Regions from separate parts of the Homo sapiens genome. Here region 1 is linked to region 2. The links are chromatin contacts, found by Hi-C or POLR2A ChIA-PET in ENCODE. All regions are on one chromosome and are shown on one strand. The core of a region is the stretch at or near the end of the contact, and the rest is flanking DNA. Distances in the headings are between cores, read along the strand shown.

Region 1 (6,191 bases), core at 1,644-4,143, 33 kb before region 2:
TTTGTATTTAGAGGCTGCTTTTCTTACCCTGCTCTCCAAACGTATATTAAGCTAAGATATCGCAGGCTAGTTCTCAACCTCAGCTTTCTTATTTGGCAAATGTATCAGAAAATTCTATTTGGTTACTGGAGTTATCCCAAAGCGAAAAAATAGCATTTCCAGAAGGCTGGCATTCATTCCCATCCCTCTTTTGCATTTATATAACTCAATAGTGGCTTTGTTTTCTGACTGTTCACACACATAGAACACACATAGAGCAACTGATGGAATGCCACCCAAATGTTTTTATGACTCTAGATGTATGTATGGTAGGCAAAGAAAAATTCAGAATTAGCCCTTATTCTGATGACTTACTATTTTTTCCAAATACTCTGAATTTGATACTATCACACAAATATTATTTGAGAACAGACCTAGTGGGAGAGTGGAAGCCACCGCCGCCTGTCTGGGTACTGGCAGTCCACTTCTGAAGAGATAGCCTGAGGCTGATCGTTATTGGAAGATGGGCTGATTGCTATCCTGCCACTTTGAAGAGGTGCTTCAAGAACTGGGAGCAGTACCTCTCACATTGGCTCACATAGGAAAACCAGCACACTGATCTCCTGGATCTCTGTCCATCCCACCCCACCTTACAAGCGTACTCTGTTTTAAGAGCTGCTGAGTCCAGTGAAGTTACAGCAAGATCACAAGAGACTTTTCTTCTCTTTTGAGATAAATCCAGATCTTTCTGCTTAAAGAGCCCCAAACGTCTGATGTTAATGCCCCAACAGATTTAGAGGACAAAGATTAATACCTCTTTCAATTGCTGTGAGATCTTTCCATTCTGTTGAATACAGGCAATATTCTTTTTAAAGAATGCTCTGGTCACTGTCAGAGAGGAATTCTGTAAATCTTTTAGCATTAATTTCAGAAGATTTTCTTCTCTATATTTTTATAAATTTAGTCAAGAAATAACTAAACATTTTTAAAATAACTGATACTAAACATCCTCTGGGGCTTCCTTCTGCTGAAATAAAACACCAGGGCTTTTTTTTTTATTGTACTAAGAATGCGCAATTGAAAAAGTCATGATCATCACCATCCAGAGACATTACTTCCACAGTCTTTTGACTACACTTAACACTAAACACCAGCTTTTCATTTATATGCAATGCACTTCACTGCAGTGAAAACAGAGAGTTGAAGGGGTTGGACATTTAGGAAGAGATGGTCCAAGATACGTCCTTCATTCTTCCAGAAGCAGTCGCACACCAGGCTAAAAAAGAGAGCTGACACACACACATACACACACGCACACACACACGGATTTCTAACACAACCACCCCTGTCCTCCACCACACCTATTCCATGAATCAACTCACAGGACGACATATATAGTGCCAACATTAATAGATTCTTATTAAACTGATCACTCCAGATTATGACTGATTACAACTTATCAACTTATGGCTATGGAATTCTAAGTGACAAGTTGATGGTAAAATATTTTCCTAACTGATTAGGTAAGATTAATTAAATCTCTATTCTATTTCTTACTTTTTATTCCAACATGAGATATGTACAAGGACATAAGGCCCTCAGTAACCCAAGTGCAAACAGTGAGCTGGTGGTATAAACAAGTGAGAGCACTTCAAACAGCAGCAGTGATGGACAAATTAAATGCTTGAGTCCATAATTAAGCACAGCATTTTACCACAACTTAGCAATTGCTATCCAACCAGGGAACAGGACCAAGTTAAAGTCTTCTGTCTTCAGCCATGTATATCAACTAGGATTCTTCCAAAATTATGTAAAAAAAAAAAAAAAGAAAAGAAAAAAGAAAAATCTCTACAACAATTCAAGGTGATGTAATTTGGGTGCTATAACCGGAGTAGTTTGAACAAGTTGTGTTCAACTTCAAGCAACTCGTGCCTGTCTTTTCATCACTTCCTGTTGTGTACTTTGTGAACAGAGTTACTGCTGGCTTTCTAACCACATAATTCATACCAGCTGTTCAGACTAGATCATGGGAATCCTGTTCTTTTTTTTTTGAGACGGAGTCTTGCTCTGTCTCCCAGGCTGGAGTGCAGTGGTGTGATCTCGGCTCACTGCGATCTCCTCCTCCCAGGTTCAAGTGATTCTTCTGCCTCACCCTCCCGTGTAGCTGGGATTACAGGCACCCGCCACCACACCCAGCTAATTATTGTGTTTTTAGTAGACAGGCTTTCGCCATGTTGGCCAAGCTGGTCTCCTGACCTCAGGTGATCCACTTGCCTCGACCTCCCCAAGGGCAGGGATTACCAGTGTGAGCCACAGCAGTTGGCCCCAAAATCCAAAACTTTTTGAGCGCCAATATAACATTCAAATGAAATGCTCATTGGAGCATTCTGGATTTCAAATTTGGGATGCTCAACCAATAGGATCAATGCAAATATGCGCAAAATTAAAAAAAAATTGAAATTTGAAACATTTCTGGTTCAAGCATTTTGGGTAAGGGATGCTGAACCTGTATTACCCTAATTAATCTTCACAGACTCTAAGAGGTGGGGCTGTGACCTACTTGAGTCATGGGGATGTTAAAGTGCAGAAGGACAGGACCTTGCCCACTGCCACACACTCCCAGTAGCGTAGGCAGGATGCAAATCATGGCCCCTGGACAGCACAGCCTACCCTCCTGGTGCTTCTAGGAATTTCCAGGCAGGTCACACTAATACACAGGTGGCCCTGCAGAGAGGAAGCCGTTATGGAAACATTTCCCTAGGGTGAGTGCAGAATAGCTACTTTCGAGGCCCAAGGAATGATGAGTAAGTAACTGAAGAGCTGGAGCTGGACACAGTACTGGAGCATTCTCCTCCCATTCCTGGGCCACTCTGGAGTTTGTAAACGATGGGGAACTGGGAGGTGTGCCAAGCTGAAGCCATTGTGCCCATTTCCTGAATGCCTGAATAGGAACCACTGTTGCAGTATCATCTAAAAATGTGAACTTGCAAATCACATCAACTCTAATCCTGACATGGATGCCAGAGTACGCTGTTTCCTGCAAGGAGTGGAAAACAGGAGCCTTCAGAGTCCGGTCACTTTAAGTCAAATGCGGCCCTCTGCTTTTCTCCCTTGTCTTGGCTGACAAATACACCACCAGAATTCAGTTCCAACTAAAACCTTTTGAAGGAGTCAATCAAGATCTTGCATTTCACTTTGAGTCAATTTTAGAAAAGCTCTACCAGCAATATACTTTTAAAATGAAGTATTCTAAACTTAGTCAACAAAAACCAAATAATTCTACTTATATCTATGTTTAATGCTATAGCTTTATCAGACTATCAAGTGCTTTGCCTTTACCTATCATCTAATTTTTATAAAAGGAAATTGGTTTATTTTCTCCAAGATAGATTAAATTCTGTCCCCAGTTACTTAAATAAGCCCTTTTGTTATTAAAGGGTCATTACCACAAATGGAAAGTAGAGGAAACTCTTCGTGTGGAAAGCTGGACTACCATGTGAAGTGTAGACACACTAAGTTGAGGAAACTCTTCTTAAAAAAAGCATTGGGAGCCTATTAAATGCCAGAGTCTGTGGCTGGTATTTGGAATACAAAGATGAATAAGACAGGCTAAGTTTAAAGAAATGGACAAATAACATTAAAGCGAAGTTTCATAAATTTTGTGAGTGAAGAAGCCATGTGGTGGTAAGAACATTCCTAGTGAGGCAATTAAGGTAGAAATGGGAGGAGAGTGTTTTGGGGAAATTAAAGGCGACTTGTCAGAGGAGCAGGCATGGCAAGACTTCAGCAGTCAAAAGAAGGAGTGGAAGGTGCACCAAGTAGAGGAGCTCCTAAAAAGGCATCAAGGGGAACATAGTGCTTGCAGAGGAGAGAGCCACTCCCATGCCTAGGGATGGGGGTGGTGACGATGATAGGGGAAAAGGGAAAGGCAAGTCCACATAGACAAACTTTTTGGGAGGGACAGGGTCTCACTCTGTTACCCCGGCTGAAGTGCAGTGGCGTGATCACGGCTCACTGCAGCCTCAAATGCCCAGGCTCAGGTGATCCTCCCACTCAGCCTCCCAAGTAGCTGAGACTACAGGCATGTGCCACCACACCTGGCTAATTTTTTTTTATTTTTTGTAGATACGGGGTCTCACTATGTTGCCCAGGCTGGTCTTGAACTCCTAGACTCAAGCCATGCACCAGCCTTGGCCTCCCAAAGTGGTGGGATTATAGGCATAAACCACAGCACCCAGCCAACACAGGCAAACTTGCTGGTGAGTTGGACTTGATCCTGAAGGCTGTGTGGAACTATGGAAGGGCTATAATGAAAAGGCACAGCCTGAGGAGTATATCCATTTTTATTAGGTCATCCTTCCAGTGGGAGGCTGGTAATCATACCTAGAGGCTGTTGGCAACAGTTTAGGTAAGCAAAAGAAACTTAGTGCGAAATGAGAACTTCTCAGGCAATGGCAGGAACATGTGTGGAGATGGGATGATAGTGCTGAGGGGAAGTTGATAACGAATCCTACTTCTGCTCTGGATACTCAGGTAGATGGCAAAGCCATCCACCAAGGTGGGTAACACACGAGACGGAAGAGGCAGAAGGAGGGGCAGGTGTGAAGGTCAAGTCAGCTTGAACTTGTGAATGTGAGACACTTTCATGCCTTTCAAGTGCATATGTTCAGTAGGTAGTCAGGAATATGAAAAGTGAAAAAGAGACCAAGGCAAAACAGATCAGCTAAGGAACTGCCCACATACAGATGACAGTTGAGGTTGCTCAAGTGGATGAACCTTCTAGAAGAATTGCACAGTGTGGGATTCAAATAAAAATGAGGAAGAAGTGGGGAACACAAATTTCAGGGTGATGAGATAGGCGCAAAGAGCTGACGATACAAAAAAAATCAGGAATACCTTTTGGAAGACAAGGAAATGTAATTTGAAGAAGGAGGGAGTAGTGAATGGTATCAAATAAGCTAAGGACCTAACACCATCCAGAAGCTTTAGAAATGTAGAAGTTAGCTGGGTGCAGTGGCTCTCACCTGTGATCCCAGCACTTTGGGAGGCTGAGGAGGGAGGATCACTTGAGGCTAAGAGTTTACAACTAGTCTGGGCAACAGAGTGAGACACTGTCTCTATAAAAAAAATCATTTCAAAACATAAGCTGGGTGTGGTGTGGCGTGCACCTGCAGTACTAGTTACTCAGCAGATTGAGGTGGGAGGATGGCTTGAACCCAGGAGTTTGAGTTTACAGTGAGCTAAGATCAATGCCACTGCGACAGAGTGAGACCCTGTCACAAAAAAAAAATAATTAAAGAAATGAAAAGAAATATGGAAGTCAATGGGCAATGGGGACCTAGCTGGAGCATTCCCAGTGAAGTTCAAAAGTCCCATGATTTCAGGATCCTCATGGCAAGGCACGAAGCTGTGATGGAGGGGGCCAGTATTTGGAAAGCACAAGTCTGAGGCTTCTAACCACAGCTAATATTCTAAACAAAAGAAGAGTAAACATTAAATGGTGCTTGTTTTGTTTGAAAGCAGAAAATGACACAGTGGAAGATTAGCTTAGATCCTGTATGATATAACAAACTTAAAAAGTATTTCCTTAAAAATCAAGACTGAATGGTCACGTGACTATTATGCTCTCTGAGAGGAGAACTCTTTTAAGTTTGTTTCCACCATATTCACACCCTATATGGTGCTGGTGTCTGTAAGGAAGGAGGGAGGGAGGCTGCAGACGCAGCTGCCATAACTGCGTGAACAAAAAAGGCCCCCCATCCAGCTTCTTAAGAGTTAAGTGCAGGGGTCTCAAGGGGAGTAACAATGACATCCAGGTAAAACTCAGAAGTACCAAGTGTTCAGTGAGCTCTAACATCAAATATTTACATAAAGGCTGGTAATACCAGCCTAAAAAAAGGAGAAAAGAAAATCATTTTACATGCTAAGATGTCTGTTGTTTATCCAAAGCCCCTCAAATAGCTCAACTTTTATAAGCATATTAACACAGATCAGGGTTTTATTGCTGATCCCGCATTATGTTTAAACACAGTAATGTATCAAGTTCAGCGTGCCACAGCCAGCAATTTTTATTTCAATCCTACCCTTAAGCTCTAGGTAAATTTGAGGCCAAAATAGTGACCGTATCATATTACCTATTTCTGTTGAACGAATGTTAATTGTTAATAACTACTACTCTCACAAATACTGTAAAATTCTGTAATCAGAAAGCC
Region 2 (6,121 bases), core at 584-3,083:
AACGAACATTCTGAAATTTGCATAAAAGATACAGCCATTCAAATAGATCTACCCAATATCTGGCATATTATGCCAGGTCCCAACATCACCAAACCCTCAGTTTCTATAACAACAGTGTTGTTCCATTTTCACATAAGAAAAACACGTGCCACAGGGAAGATTTTTAGAGATGAGAATGGCTGAAATAATTACAATGTAATTTATGTTCTGGTTTAACTGGCCTCATTGAAAGAAAATGTGGCTAAGGTGTTTTCTGATATATGTTTTGTGTCACAAGCTGGGCATGTAGAAAAGAATAATATTCCAGAATGTTGCAACAATTAAAAGCAGGTAAATTTCAGGTTTAAACAGCTTCTTTAACTGCAATGAAAGCTGCTTAGGGACACCCTCTGTTTCACATTCACTGGGTTTTGGATGGGTGGCTTTCAAACTCAGGCACCCCAAATCATCCTAGGTCAGTGCCTTTCAGCAGTTAATTCAATAGTGTAAAGGAAAACCAAACAAAATTTGTGTTTCTCAAACTTACTGTACGGAGGCTCTTAAAAAAGAAAAACAACTAAGTGTGACATTTATATAAACTATCCATTAGACATAAGCTTGTACTTACAAAACTTGTATTTAAAAAAATATTCTCTGGTGACATTAAGGCATACAAATTGCAAACCAGTAAAATCAGTGATCTAGTATTGGCTGCCAGGTGGGAGAAATAATAGCCTTTTAGATTAGGGTTGCAAATTGGGAGTTAGAATGTTCAGGAAATGCACTTTTAACCTCAGGAATTTGAAAGCATCCCAAATTGTCTTCTAATGAAGCAATTTATTTCTGAGTTCATTTCTAAATATGATATACAAACAGACGTTATGAAAATAAAGGCTGGTGTGTATTGATTGCTCTACAGAACATACCAATAATTAAAGATTATTAATCTACTCAAGATCTTGGACATACCAAAAACAAATACTATTTATCTACATGTTATGCCATTCCTGCATAAATGATGTCATTTTCTGTAATATTATTCATTCTTCAAAATATGGCTTGACATATAAAAATAAATGTCTTAATAAAGGACCCAAATAGAAACAAATCCATTTTTCCATCTTATACTACATATAATGAAAAATATTTTATTAAAAATATTTGCAAAAGAATTTTTAAAGATACATTTTTCCTGGTTTTTTTTTCCAAGCATAAAGTAATCTACATAGAGGAAAATAAATTTTTTGGCTAGAGAGTGAAAATTTTTTCATATGTTGCAGTACCAATTTCTTTCTCATTCTGATTTAAGACTGTAACATTTTTGCCTTGATTGGACTCCAAAATTAAATAATTGAGAGAGCTGCCATTTAAATGCCCACTTTCTCTGCCTACCACTTCAACTCATTTAGTTACAAATAATCAATCCAATCTTGTTAGTAAATTTTTTACCCTTACAAATCTCATCTTTCTCTTCTAAGTGATCAGGCAGAATAAGCCTTTATGCTCTCTTTAAGGATCATTTTGTTAATGTTCTTAAATTTTTTATCTACTGACTGGTCAGAATAAGTTTATTATGCCTTTCTTAGCATGGTGTTTTTCTTTCAAAGAGAGCTAAAATCTGGAATTTGCATAAAACAAATTATCAACAAAGTACAGATCAGGGAGTTTATCTTAAAACAGGTTTACTTCAGATTTATAGCTGATTCATTGCTTTGCTCTCTATTTTTTATTACACTGGCAATCATGAAAGGCAAAACTTTGTTACCTAGATTTGTGATTTAATCAAATGTAAACTGATAAAGTGTTAGATTAGATCAGTGTTTGGTTAACTTCTGTGAAAGAGGATGTGATTCATTCTGCAGCTGGCCTGTGCTCTGTTAGCACAACAATTGACAAAAACAAAAATCCATATCCATTTGAAGGTCAGAAGTAAAATTGGACTGCTCAAGTTTGTAATAGCTTTTAAAAGAAGTGTGTGTTAGCTCTCTGGTTCTTTTAAATTTCAATTTGCTACTATTTATTTTAAAATATTTTAAAAAATCAACTACCACATATTCCCTAAAACAATAGTGCCAGTTTCCAGTTTGCTCTGTAACAATCTGTCACCTCTTAGTTTCCACATTTTACTACCTCACTTACACTTTAGTAATTGGGCATTGAGCTTTTAGATCATTTTAAGAGAAGCTCTGTGTATGATGTGCACATATGCAATTGTTATTTATGTTCTTTGCTATCTCCCAATGAACATGGTAAGGAAGAATATCATTCTGTTGACATTTGACTTTTTTCCAAGTTAGTATTTTATATCTCCTTTGAAATCTATAATGCAACCTCAGAACTTTCCTATTCTGTGCACTGACCTCTTGAGATGAAACTTCACCCACTCATGGATGTTCTTTGCAACCCTGCAGAGTCATGTAATCACCAATGATTTCAACTTGTTCCTCAGATTTCATGAAAACCTCAATCCCCGTGGGTGAAAAGCAAATGATTAATTCACAAAGGCATCCAGCTGGCTGTTAACCTAAAATTTGTGTCTCTTCATTTGTTTTCAGTTCATTTGCTATTCCTTACTTCCACAAAGCACAAAGCTTCCCGCTGCTGTGACAGGTGCAACACTAAATTCTGGTTTAAGATTTTACAAACTTGCCACTTAGGCTTCTAGAGGAAATGAAACAAGGGTGAAAACACAGATAACAGGAGGATCTCTTACCTGTTGTTTGTTGTTGGGTGTGTATGGCAGCATGGTAGAAACATGGAACATAATTTCATAATCTTTGTATGTTGTGTACAGAGAATGGGTTCCAGTGGAGTCAGCTACAGTTAAAAAAAATATAATGATGAGATGACTATAACAGGAAAAATAATTTATTTAAGAGAAATATCTCAAAAAAGAAAAGAGAAGAAAAGAAAATGATTTAGGATGAAAAGATTCTAGACAAGACAGGTGTTCTTCCTTTTTTTTTTTGTATTTGATCCTCTTTGGCAGTCTAGTGAAGCCTACGGATCAGATCCCTTCTCAGAATAATATTTGTAAAAGTATAAAATAAAAAACATAAGATTTCAAAAGAAATTATATCGAAGCGCACAGTATCAAATAATTTTAAATATGAATGCACAAGATTTATATAACAAGATTTAGCAGTTGGTCTAATATCTACTGTAATGCTGAAGACATGATGAGCACAAACACTCTTGAGATGTCTGCAACAACAAATAATATAATACGAAAATATCTGTGCTTTCTATTGGCAATGAAATCACAGGTAAATGAATTACTGTGGTTTACTGCCTATGGCCATAATGAACAGAAATGCTAAATTTCAACTTGGGGTCAGTGAAAATAAAGAAAATCTTATTTCCCATCCAAGTTCACAGACCCCTGAATTCTGTCGACACATCAAGTTAGGAAACATTTTTCTAATACTTCCAATTCAAGCAAGAGACTTGTTTTGTTCTTAAAAAAAAAAAAAAAGACAATAATTTAACAAGACCATTAACACTGAAGAACAAAGTTGACACAGCAACGTCTAACAATTTTTTTAAGACTTAAGCATGTTGTGTTCTCACTTTCCTTAAGAAAAAAAAAACCTCTACTGCCTTTATCTTAACAAAGTTTCAGAATCAGTGTTCCCACAAGTACCTGGAAGCTGCAGAAAAAAGTTATTAACTTCCCAACTCAAAGGGAATACCTGTTTAGACTCAAAGGATCTGGACTTAGGGGTTGCAAAAGGAACAGAAGTACATTCACTGTAGGTAAACTCAACCCTCTATCAACCCAATTTTTTTTTTTTTTTTTTTTTTGAGACAGTCTCACTCTGTCGCCCAGGCTGGAGTACAATGGTGCGATCTCGGCTCACTGCAACCTCTGCCTCCTGGGTTCAAGCGATTCTCCTGCCTCAGCCTCCTGAGTAGCTGGGACTATAAGTGCATGCCACCATGCCTGGCTAATTTTTGTAGTTTTAGTAGAGACGGGGTTTCACCATGTTGGCCAGGATGGTCTCAATCTCCTGACCTTGTGATCCACCCACCTTGGCCTCCCAAAGTGCTGGGATTACAGGCGTGACCCAACATACCTGGCCTCGACCCTATTTTTTGAGGACCAAAACACTTGATGGCATTTTAGAGAACGATGCTCTCAGACAAAGTCTCTGACACATACCAAAAGGCAACAGTAGTTCTGAAAACTTAGTATGCACAGCATCAGCTGTGGAGCTAAATTAAGAGGCAGATTCCCAGGGCCCACCCCCCAAAATACTCCTCAGTGGGTATAGGGCCTCACAGGGGAATCTATTCTTCACAGACACTCCCAGGTAGCTCTAATGCAGTAACTCCGCTGCCGTTAGGTACTGCTCTAAGAATAGACTACAACTGTGGCTTGCAGACAGCTTTCTAAAGATATTCTAGAGCTCTGAGTTTCAAGCTTGAGCTTGTTGGAGAATCTTAATTTTGAAGCTGACATAAAATGCGAAGGCTTAAAAATAGTCAAAAATAGAACAAAGCAAAGACTACTTTTCAAAAATTGGAAAACTATGTAACAACATATAAATATCCAAGAAAAATATCTTCTAAGTATTAATGACCATCACAACAAAAAAACTGTGTATTACTACAACAAAGGATTCAACTGAACTATTTAAGACAGGTCTTGAACGTGAAGAACTTATCTATTGTCAAGAACCCTTTCTATAAATATGTATAGAACAGATCAGCACATTTTAAAACTTTAAAGTGAATGTGTCACCACTGACGTGTACTTATACATGTGTTTCAAGTCAATTTTAAGCAAAATTAATGAAACAGAAAAAAAAAATGTCATTGGTATTCATTTATTACACTGTGCTTTATATGCCTGCTAGTTCTAAAAGGATTACTGCCAGAGAGGAAAACTGCTGGGGAAGAAAACACTGAAGATCATTTATTTTTCTACTTCTAGCCCCTTCTCTCTGTCCTCCACGTCTCATTTCACACAATGTATGCTATCTGACCAGCCTTTTTCTGAGGTCTTTTAGATTCATAGAGTTTTGCTGATAATTTTCAACAGTTTGGGAATAGTTTCAGAAGTTTCAGAGATGAAACTAGGGCTAAAATAATGAAACTTTTCTTTCCAAGAAGAAAAGAATTCCAAAATCCTGAAATTACTATGCACTTCATAGAGGTATTAAACTTTACCAGAAAGAATGAAAAAAGAATGTTTGCTATAAAGAAATAATTAACAGAGTAAACAGACAACCTACAGAATGGGAGAAAATATTTGCAAACCATATACCCAACAAAAGACTAATATCCAGAATCTCTAAGAAACTTAAGCAAATCAACAAGAAAAAAACAAACAGCCCCATTAAAAAGTGGGTAAATAACACAAATAGACACTTCTCAAAAGAAGACATACACGTAGCCAACAAACATGAAAAAATGCTCAACATCACTAATCACTGGAGAAATGTACATTAAAACCACAATGAGATACCATCTGATATCAGACAGAATGGCTATCATTCAAAAGTCAAAAAATAACAGATGTTGGCAAGGATTTTGAGAAAAGAAAATATACATACACTGTTCATGGGAATGTAAATTAATACAGCCACTATGGAAAACAGTATGGAGATTTCTCAAAGAACTAACAATAGAACTACCATTTGACCCAGCAGTCTCCCTACTGGGTATCTACTCAAAGGAAAAGAAATAATTTTATCAAATGGCACCTGCACTAATTTGTTTATTGCAGCACTGTTCACAATAGCAAAGGCATGGAATCGACCTAAGTGTCTATCAATGGTAGACTGGATAAAGGAAACATGGTACATATACATCATGGAATGGTACGCAGCCATAAAAAAGAACATCATCATCTCCCTGGCAACAACACACATGCAGCTGGAGGCCATTATCCTAAGTGAATTAACGCAGAAACAGAAAGTCAAATACTGCATGTTTTCACTTACAAGCAGGAGCTAAACAATGGGTACACATGAACATAAAGATGAAAACAACAGACATTGGCGAGTCCAAAAGTGGGGAGGAAGGTTGAGAGGAAGGGTTGGAGAACCCTACTCCACCTCAAAATCTCCACCTACTGGGTACTATGCTCACTATTTGGCTAATAGATTCACTAGAAGCTCAAGCCCCAGCATTATGC

What was found. Hi-C counts contacts between places; a loop is a spot of excess contacts on that map. ChIA-PET counts read pairs that join two places held with the same protein, here RNA polymerase II (POLR2A). Pooled maps may share reads with other maps.
Region 1: a map of endothelial cell of umbilical vein shows a loop between it and region 2 (4-fold over the local background). The contact joins two enhancer-like sites. A Hi-C loop is called at or near these places in 3 of 168 maps with a recorded cell type or tissue (Caco-2, IMR-90 and endothelial cell of umbilical vein) and 3 of 50 pooled maps. POLR2A ChIA-PET finds 5 or more read pairs at or near these places in 4 of 52 experiments (BJ, CD8-positive, alpha-beta T cell, H1 and 1 more).

What each region holds. Positions count from the first base shown.
Region 1 is chr14:71,689,338-71,695,528 of GRCh38, reverse strand. The region is part of intron 13 of SIPA1L1 (signal induced proliferation associated 1 like 1); the gene reads right to left. Among named protein-coding and RNA genes, the nearest start is that of RGS6, 240 kb to the left of the region's middle. Within about 2 kb of position 2,893, at least 3 of the 41 ENCODE cell types and tissues checked have a DNase peak (open chromatin) inside an H3K27ac peak, as active enhancers do.
Region 2 is chr14:71,655,008-71,661,128 of GRCh38, reverse strand. It overlaps SIPA1L1 (signal induced proliferation associated 1 like 1), which reads right to left. Exons shown (of 24, transcript NM_001386936.1): 9 at 2,693-2,796. Among named protein-coding and RNA genes, the nearest start is that of SNORD56B, 260 kb to the right of the region's middle. Within about 2 kb of position 1,833, at least 3 of the 41 ENCODE cell types and tissues checked have a DNase peak (open chromatin) inside an H3K27ac peak, as active enhancers do.